3 separate regions of the Mus musculus genome follow, and all the other regions are linked to region 2. Evidence: chromatin loops called from intact Hi-C (ENCODE). Cell type or tissue: heart. All regions are shown on one strand. Region 1 overlaps Fggy (FGGY carbohydrate kinase domain containing). Region 2 overlaps Fggy (FGGY carbohydrate kinase domain containing). Region 3 has its middle 86 kb from the start of Gm32240.

Evidence for each region. A loop is a pair of places that touch in the nucleus more often than their neighbours do. Peaks named below come from ENCODE experiments on the same cell type or tissue, not always from the same donor. Only the 100,000 strongest peaks of a DNase experiment are listed, where the experiment ranks them.
Region 1: it touches region 2 in a loop (2.4-fold over the local background); 7 of 42 quality-filtered maps call a loop at or near these places.
Region 3: it touches region 2 in a loop (2.1-fold over the local background); 3 of 42 quality-filtered maps call a loop at or near these places.

What each region holds. Positions count from the first base shown.
Region 1 is chr4:95,867,525-95,870,024 of GRCm38, forward strand. The region is part of intron 14 of Fggy (FGGY carbohydrate kinase domain containing); the gene reads left to right. Among named protein-coding and RNA genes, the nearest start is that of Hook1, 99 kb to the right of the region's middle. In heart, a CTCF peak has its summit at 1,070; no DNase peak of the experiment used is centred here.
Region 2 is chr4:95,741,799-95,744,298 of GRCm38, forward strand. The region is part of intron 7 of Fggy (FGGY carbohydrate kinase domain containing); the gene reads left to right. Among named protein-coding and RNA genes, the nearest start is that of Fggy, 190 kb to the left of the region's middle. In heart, a CTCF peak has its summit at 1,460; a DNase peak (open chromatin) is centred at 1,373; H3K27ac peaks cover 953 bases.
Region 3 is chr4:95,292,936-95,295,435 of GRCm38, forward strand. No RefSeq gene overlaps it. Among named protein-coding and RNA genes, the nearest start is that of Gm32240, 86 kb to the left of the region's middle. In heart, a CTCF peak has its summit at 1,368 (motif pointing right); no DNase peak of the experiment used is centred here.

The DNA of each region.
Region 1 (2,500 bases), 130 kb after region 2:
TTCCTCCTCCTACTCTTCCTCCTCCTCTTGCTCCACCTCCTCCTCCTCTCGTTCTTTTCCTCCTCTTCTTTTTAAAACTAGATTTCCATGTGTAGCCCTGGCTATTCTGGAACCTACTCTGTAGATCAGGGTAATCTTGAATTCACAGATTTCTGCTGGCCACTGACTCCTGGGTACTAGGATTAAAGGCATTTGCCATTACAACCACTTTAGGTATTCTTCCTTGAACTCGTTTTTTTTTTTTCTTAAATACTTGGTTATTCTAAACAGTCATGCTTGATATGGATAATCCTGTATAGCTTTGCTGATTTGTCTTTATTTAGCCATATATGCATATATATACATATATATGTATATGCATAAGTCATTGTGAAGTTTTATTATCCATGAGATTTGAACATTTGGCGAGTACTATGTAAATAGTTGTATAGTCTATGCCCAAACACAAACTAGATGGGTAGAAAATGGTAACCAGCACATGGCTTTGAAAGCTGATGGATCCAGCCTGGGTCAGTTACTAAACTCTATGCACTGTCATTGAGCATCAGAGAAGGTGGTAAAATAGGAAGAACTGACATTGCTGGAATGTGAGCAAAGCACATGTGGCTCTCAGGGTGCTTCATAGTGCTGGGCAGAGAACCTTATTCTTTGCTAGTCGTTTCTTTCCTGATTATTTTTTCTTCAATGTATAATAGAAAAATATAAATAGCTGGAATCAAACTTGAGTTTTTATGAGAATTTCTGCCCCAAATGAAACCATGTTTTCAAGAAAGGGGAGTTTTAGGCAGAATTTTGAAAGATAGCCCCTTACTCATGAATTCAAGCAATAGCTAGGTATGGAAACGATTGTGAAAATGGTATATAAATTATGAAAGTTATGTGAAATAATGAGATAATATGTGTGAAAGTACCTCCTCGCATAGAAAGCCCTAATAAATGCTTCCTTCCTTCCTGATTCACATGGCAAGCAGGTGGCAGAGCCCAGGCCTGATCCTTAGAGCATCTAACCCCACCTCAGTGCTCTTTCAAGGGCCCCTATACTTGAGTGCCTCCTGTCTGCTCACCCCACCATGACATCTTCCACGTGTACTGACTGCAGGTTTTTAGAAATAGCCAAGCGCTCCAAAACATTCTGAAGAATGCTTAGTACAGATGAGCTAATTCGTGAGAGAGTACCTCGTATTAGTATTTGGAAAACAGTTACCAGTTAGGACTGGAAGGTTCCTTCCAGAGAGCTTTACAGACAGCAAGCTGAGACCAGCTAAGGCAAAAAGTCAATGGTCAGCAAGCCATATATGATATAAGAAATCATATAAGACATGCAGATATAAAACTTTATATAACTGACTGTTTCTTCCTGACTTTTTACTTTCCACGGAAATACCCTGGGAGGACTTTAGAAGCCCTTATACTTTGAAAAATATAAAGACATTGAAGGCTGTGCTTTACATTGTATGCGGAAGAAAATAATACAGATAACCACTGTGGGAGGTGGTCTGAGTTGTGCTCTTTTTTTCCTATTTAGTTGGGGTAAAATGGATATGGTCTATCATTCAGCATTTTAACCCTTTACCCCTTTCTGAGTGTTCCTGTTTCACGGAGTGGGGCTCAGTCACAATCCTGTGCGACTGTCAGCACCATCAGTTTCCAGAACTCTTTTCAACACGTGGGCCTAAACTCTGGACCCATGAAACAGTAATTCTGCATAGCCCCTTCCATAGCCGCTCCCACAGCTCCTGACCAGCATATACCTAATTTCAACAGCTCTAACCACATTGTATAAGCAGCATTAAATAGCATTTGCCTTTGGGTGACTGGCTTCTTTCTAGCATAACAATGTGTTCCAGATCCATCTATGTTGTAGTATGTGTTGGAATTCCTTCCTCCTTCTGATCTTCTGTGTGCCCCCATTATGACTGTCACAAATGAAGATGTTACTGAGCTTCTCATTAGAGCCACTTCTTTCTAGTGGCAGAGACAAATGGCCTGGTGGTAAAACTCAGCAGCAGTGGGACCTGGGACCTGAGAATTCAGACTCCCCTTCTAGTCTCATATATGACTAACACAGACAACGAATAGAATTTCATGCTGTGCTTTCCACCGGGACCCCAATTTCTCTTTAGCTGCTGCTCCGAGCCTCCGTTCAGCCTTGGGGAAGTTTGAGGTTACAGGTCTGAAAGGTGAGGTGTTGCCTTGGGTAGCCTTGTTTCTAGCCCAACTCCAAAATGCCCAGGTGAGCGTCTGAGGCAGTTCTTTGAGGGACAGGATAAACTAAGACCTTCACTTTAAAACTTGTCCTTTTTAAAAAAAAATTGTTTTGAATTGTTGACAGTTTTCTGTACCTATCTGGTTTAAACATGGTCTCCTAAACAGTGCGGTGGCATGATTACATGTTTGCCTGGGTTGTTCTGAAGCAGCAGAATATGACCATGTGTGACATTCAGATCACTCAAATGTCTTCTTCCAATATAAGACTTACTAAGCAAACTCACAGAGGGCA
Region 2 (2,500 bases):
CTGGAGAGGTTGACTGAAGGGATTCTCATTACTGACAATTCTGGACAACTTTTATCCTTATACCTTCTTTTCCCGTCTCTTGTCCCATCATCACCTTGCAGCCAGCTCAGGATTAGAGTATCTGGGAAGGTAGAGAGGCCCAGATGCAAAACTTGCACTCATTATCCACCTGTCATGTTGGGTTGCAGAGGAAAGCAAAAGCCTGAGAGACCTGAGAAGACCATTTGACCATAGATACAATAAAGATAACAATCCAACATGTGCAGACCTGTCTGTTCTGGGTGTGGACCTGGAGATGATCAGCAGTGAGCAAACACACAAGTGTGAGAGATTTGTCTTGTTCCTTCCTGCTTTGTGTTTATGTAGCTTCATAGTATTGATTTGAGATAGCAGGTTTCTGACCAGAGTAAATTCTTGTTCTACCTACAAATGGGCTACCTCTTAAACTTTTATTCTTTGATGGAAAAGATTATCAATGGCTCATCTCTTTTTTCTGTGAAAACTGATGATATATACATTACACATACACACACGCACACATGCACACATACATACATACGCCCCTTAAAGGAAGTTGTTGGTATACTGGTCTGCCACATACTAGGCACCCAATAATGAAGCCTTTCTTTTTGGTTTTCTCACCCCAGAATCTAAATACCTATTAGAAAGGGAAGACCTTAGTGGATGAATGCCTTTCATTTGTGGATGAAAGACATTCACCCACAATTTTTTTTACGTAATTTGTTTATGAAGTTCCCTCCCAGGTGTGAAATATCTCTCAACAGAACTTCCACTTCCTGTCCGGGAGATAGTCAGGCAGAAAAGAAGAATCTAAAGATGCAACTCGCTCTGTCTCCCCAGGTGCCCTGGTTTTGTCTTTCTCGTGTCCTCTAAGAGAATGTGGAATTCAGTACTCTCAGTTGTATAGGTTTCCAGAAACAGCCATAAGTACTGGTTGGATGAATTTAGTGCTGAGACCCCCAAATGTCAATATAAGAGCCTAACTTTGTAATGGGATGCCATGCAGGCCTCTCACAAAGCTGCCTTGACAACCATGGGCTGTCATATGCTTGCCTGACCTGACCAGCTATGGACCCCATATTCTGACCAGGAGGAGGGGTCAACTCTCAGCAGAAATATCCCATAGACTCTCATTCCCAAAGACAGCCTGGGAGGGGAAGATAAAGATCAAAGAGCAACACAGCTCAATTCATGTGTTTTCCAGCTCTGGAAAGAGAGGAGGAAGGACTTTGTGGGAATGAAAAAAAAATCAAAGATAAAAGAACATTTTGTTCTGAAAGGACTGGTTAGAGAGTTCTCCGGCAGACAGGCAGCAGATAGGAGGGGTTTTGTTTGCACTTTGTGGGGGTGGTTCGGCCAGGACTCCTGCTGCTGGTATTTTTCTAGCTTGTAAAAATAGCATTAACTTTGTTCCAGGTCTGTTCTTGGCTCCAGCGCCCCAACTGTCCTGAAAGAAAATAACAACTTCATTTCTCTCTCAGGCCCCACTCCTTTCAGTGGGTCCTGCCTATCACACAGACTTCTGACTCTCCATCGAAGCTTGAAGATGCTGCCATCTTCTTATAGAAACCTTCCCTGGCTCCCTGACTCTCTTTCTTTTGTCTGTGTTCTTGTTGTTATGTTTGCTGGTTTGTATGTCAGTATCATCTTATTTACTCATGTGTAGGTTCTTATAGCACAGTCATTTCATCCTGAGTAGCTGGTGTCACAGTTAGTGACTGGGTGAATGAAAGAATGGCATTCCCTTACCAGTGGACACTCACTTCAGCTGAGGCCGCTGTCCTTTCATACTAGCTGTACTTGGTTCAGTACTTCAGGAAGAAGCATTGGGTCCCAGCAATTCTTCATCTACACCTAAATGTATCAGAATCTCCATAATTTCTGGTTACGCTCATATTAACATGCTCTGGTCAAAATCATACATTTTTGCTAGGTTGAACACAGGTCTTTGATTCTCAACATTGGATTTTCTGTCAGATGTTGCATTCGCTTAAACTGCTCTTCTGAGTTGTGTTGAAACAAAATAAGGATTTTGCATTTTCTTGTTTGTTTGTTTGTTTGTTTGTTTTTCTAATGGCAGAGGAATTTATTTAGCCAGTCTTAGGGAAAGAACTTCTGGTTCTTGCCTTGCTAGGACAAATCACAGTTGTTTTAGTGACAAACCATGCCAGTTACTATCTCACCATTTTCTGTATTCTGGGAGAGAGGGTGGGGAAGCAGCAGGTTTCAATAATGTGATTTGGGGAGTGTTTACTTATAATTATTATACACAGATGTGTATAAGATGAGGTGATTTTATAGCAAGCATTGTTATTAGCAATGGTCTGTTACATTTCTAAACTTTAGACTGGAGAAGCACATTTCTGCCCAGTTACTCCTCAGAGCAACTTTGTAGTTGAACAGAGCAGATGTGCCACCCCTTATTTGGCCATGGGAGCACCTGAGTCTCAGAGTTGAGTTATGAACAGACGTGACTTGT
Region 3 (2,500 bases), 450 kb before region 2:
CAGAAGTCCAGGTCAACACTTCATTGAGATTATTGAGCCTCTTTATGCCTTCGAAGAATGATGGAGGGAGTGATAATCAAAAGCTCCACAGTTGTTGCCATTCCTCTGTGGCACTATGCCTCCAGGACACAGCTATAGGTGTTTAATAGCTTTTGTCTGGACCTTTGCAGTGCCATTCTAAGGGATTTCTCTGCCCCCAGGGGACCTTTCCAAATCTCCCTGAGAGAACCGGTGTAAGGCAAGAGTCTGATCATGCCCTTCTCCTTTCCTCGTGGAAAACTGACTTTACACTCAAGGGAGCAAGGACTGCACCTGGCAGGGACAGACAGACAGACATTCCATGTGAGGGCATGGGCAAGCAGGTGTGGCAGGGACCTTGATGAACTGGAGTTTGGCTGACTTACAGCATTCAAATTTGGAATTCTGGAGAACAGGCTCTGTCTTGGGACAGAGTTTTTAGCCTTTACTGCCAATAGACTTGGCCACAATATGAAACCTGAAGTTTTTTACTTTGGTTGATGAGGTTCAGCCTCCTTCTTGGTGTGCCCTGGTGACTTAATCCTATGACTGTCAAACTGCAGTTTTCCCACATTCTCATACTGGTCCTTGGCTCATTCCCCTTGATGAAACCTGGCACGCCTGATTTTGCTCGTCCTTTGCTGAAATGCTCCTCATTCCAGACTCTTCCCCCAGCTCACCTTCTCTGATCTCAGATGCATTTCCCCAGATGGACTGTGTATGTGTGTGCTGCCCCAATACTACCTGTCGCTCTCCTCATCATGATCAGTATCTGGTTGTAATTGTGGTTTTGTTGGTTTGTGTTTTGTTTTATTTTTCTCCACTTCCCCTGCTAAGATATATGTGCCAGAGACTCCAGAGACTAAGCGTTAACCATCTTTGTGCCTAGAATAAATGGAGTTTTCTATCATTGTTAAATGAAGAAGTGAGAAGGCAGGTGACCCTGTAGTAATGGTCAGGAATTTAACCAGTGCATGGTATAAAAATTGCTCCAATTATTTATACTGAAAAGTAGGGAGGGACTGCATCTCTTTCTCTCCATAACAGGAAAGGTTAGACCCAGTGGAAAGAAAAATTAAAGAGTAGTAATGTTACTTAATTAATTACTAAATTCTACTTTCCTTTTTGATGATTCAAACTTCTGGGCTTGGCCTGGTATATTGGCACACATCTTTAATACCAGCATTTGGGAAGCAAAGGCAGGGAATCTCTGAGTTCTAGACCAGCCTGGTCTAAATAGTGAAATCTTGTCTCAAAAAAAAAAAAATTGCTTCTGTGCTGTACTTAAACACTATCCCTCACTGTTGATTTGAATTCTCGAGAGTCTGTTTACCCAGTGGGATAGTTACCCACAGTTACTGTCACTAGATGGCGGACTTCCCTTTGATTGCTTATAGACAGGGGTTCTTCTTTGTCCTATTTAAGGTATGACACCCCCCACCCCCCACCCCCCCCCCGTAGGAAATTCAGCACCTTTCATGGATGGAATATCTACCTGAACTTAGAACAAAGTGCCACAAACTTGGGGACTGATAAACCGTAGCAACTGTCTCTTAAAGTTTAGGAAAATGGGAAGCCTAAGGTCAAGGTGTTGAAGATTCAGTGCTTGTCAGTGGCCTAGTTCTTCAAATATGAAGGCTTCTGGCCTTTTCCCCACTCACGGGAGTGGTAAAGAAGTGGTCTGGCACTTGCTAAAAGAAGAGCACTTGCTGTGGTTCAACTCTTTGTGTTTCATGTTGGTATTTGGTTTCTGATACAGGAATATTACCAGGTATGGCCTTTGGGAAGTCACTCGGTCAGCAGTGCTCCTTCCTTATAAAGGGGATTCTGACCCTCTAGAATGAAGCTCCAGTGGGCACTTAGCCCACTTTCGTCCTTTCTGCCATGTGAAGACGTAGTATCCATCCTTTCAAGAGGATGGAGCAAGGGACCATCTTAAAAGTCAAGATCGGTTTTCACCATACTCCACATCAGCTTGATTGTGGACATTCTAGCTTCCAGAATTGGGAGAAATAAATTTCTATTACTTATAGATAGTCTGGTCTGTAATACATTTTACAGCATCATATATGGACACAGGCACTAATCCTGCTCACAAAGGCTCCATCCTAATTGGATCTCAATGCCCCATCACTTTCTAATATTATCACCTTGGGTTGTAAAATTTTGACATGTGATATTGCATGGGAAGCAGAGAATTTAGAATAGATCAATGTCTGTGGGCATTTGAGTGTAGTGAATTTCTTCAAGCTTAAGTGGTACAGTTTTCAAGACCAAGACTAGATGAACAAGATCTACAAAGCTAAACAAAGATCTGCAGGCATAAATCGAGAGAGGGATAACTTGCTGCATCATGAAAGTATTCTGTTAAGCCAGGCGTGGTGGTGCACGCCTTTAATCCCAGTACATGGGAGGCAGAGGCAGGTGGATTTCTGAGTTTGAGGTCAGCATGGTCTACAGAGTGAGTTCCAGGGTTCCAGAG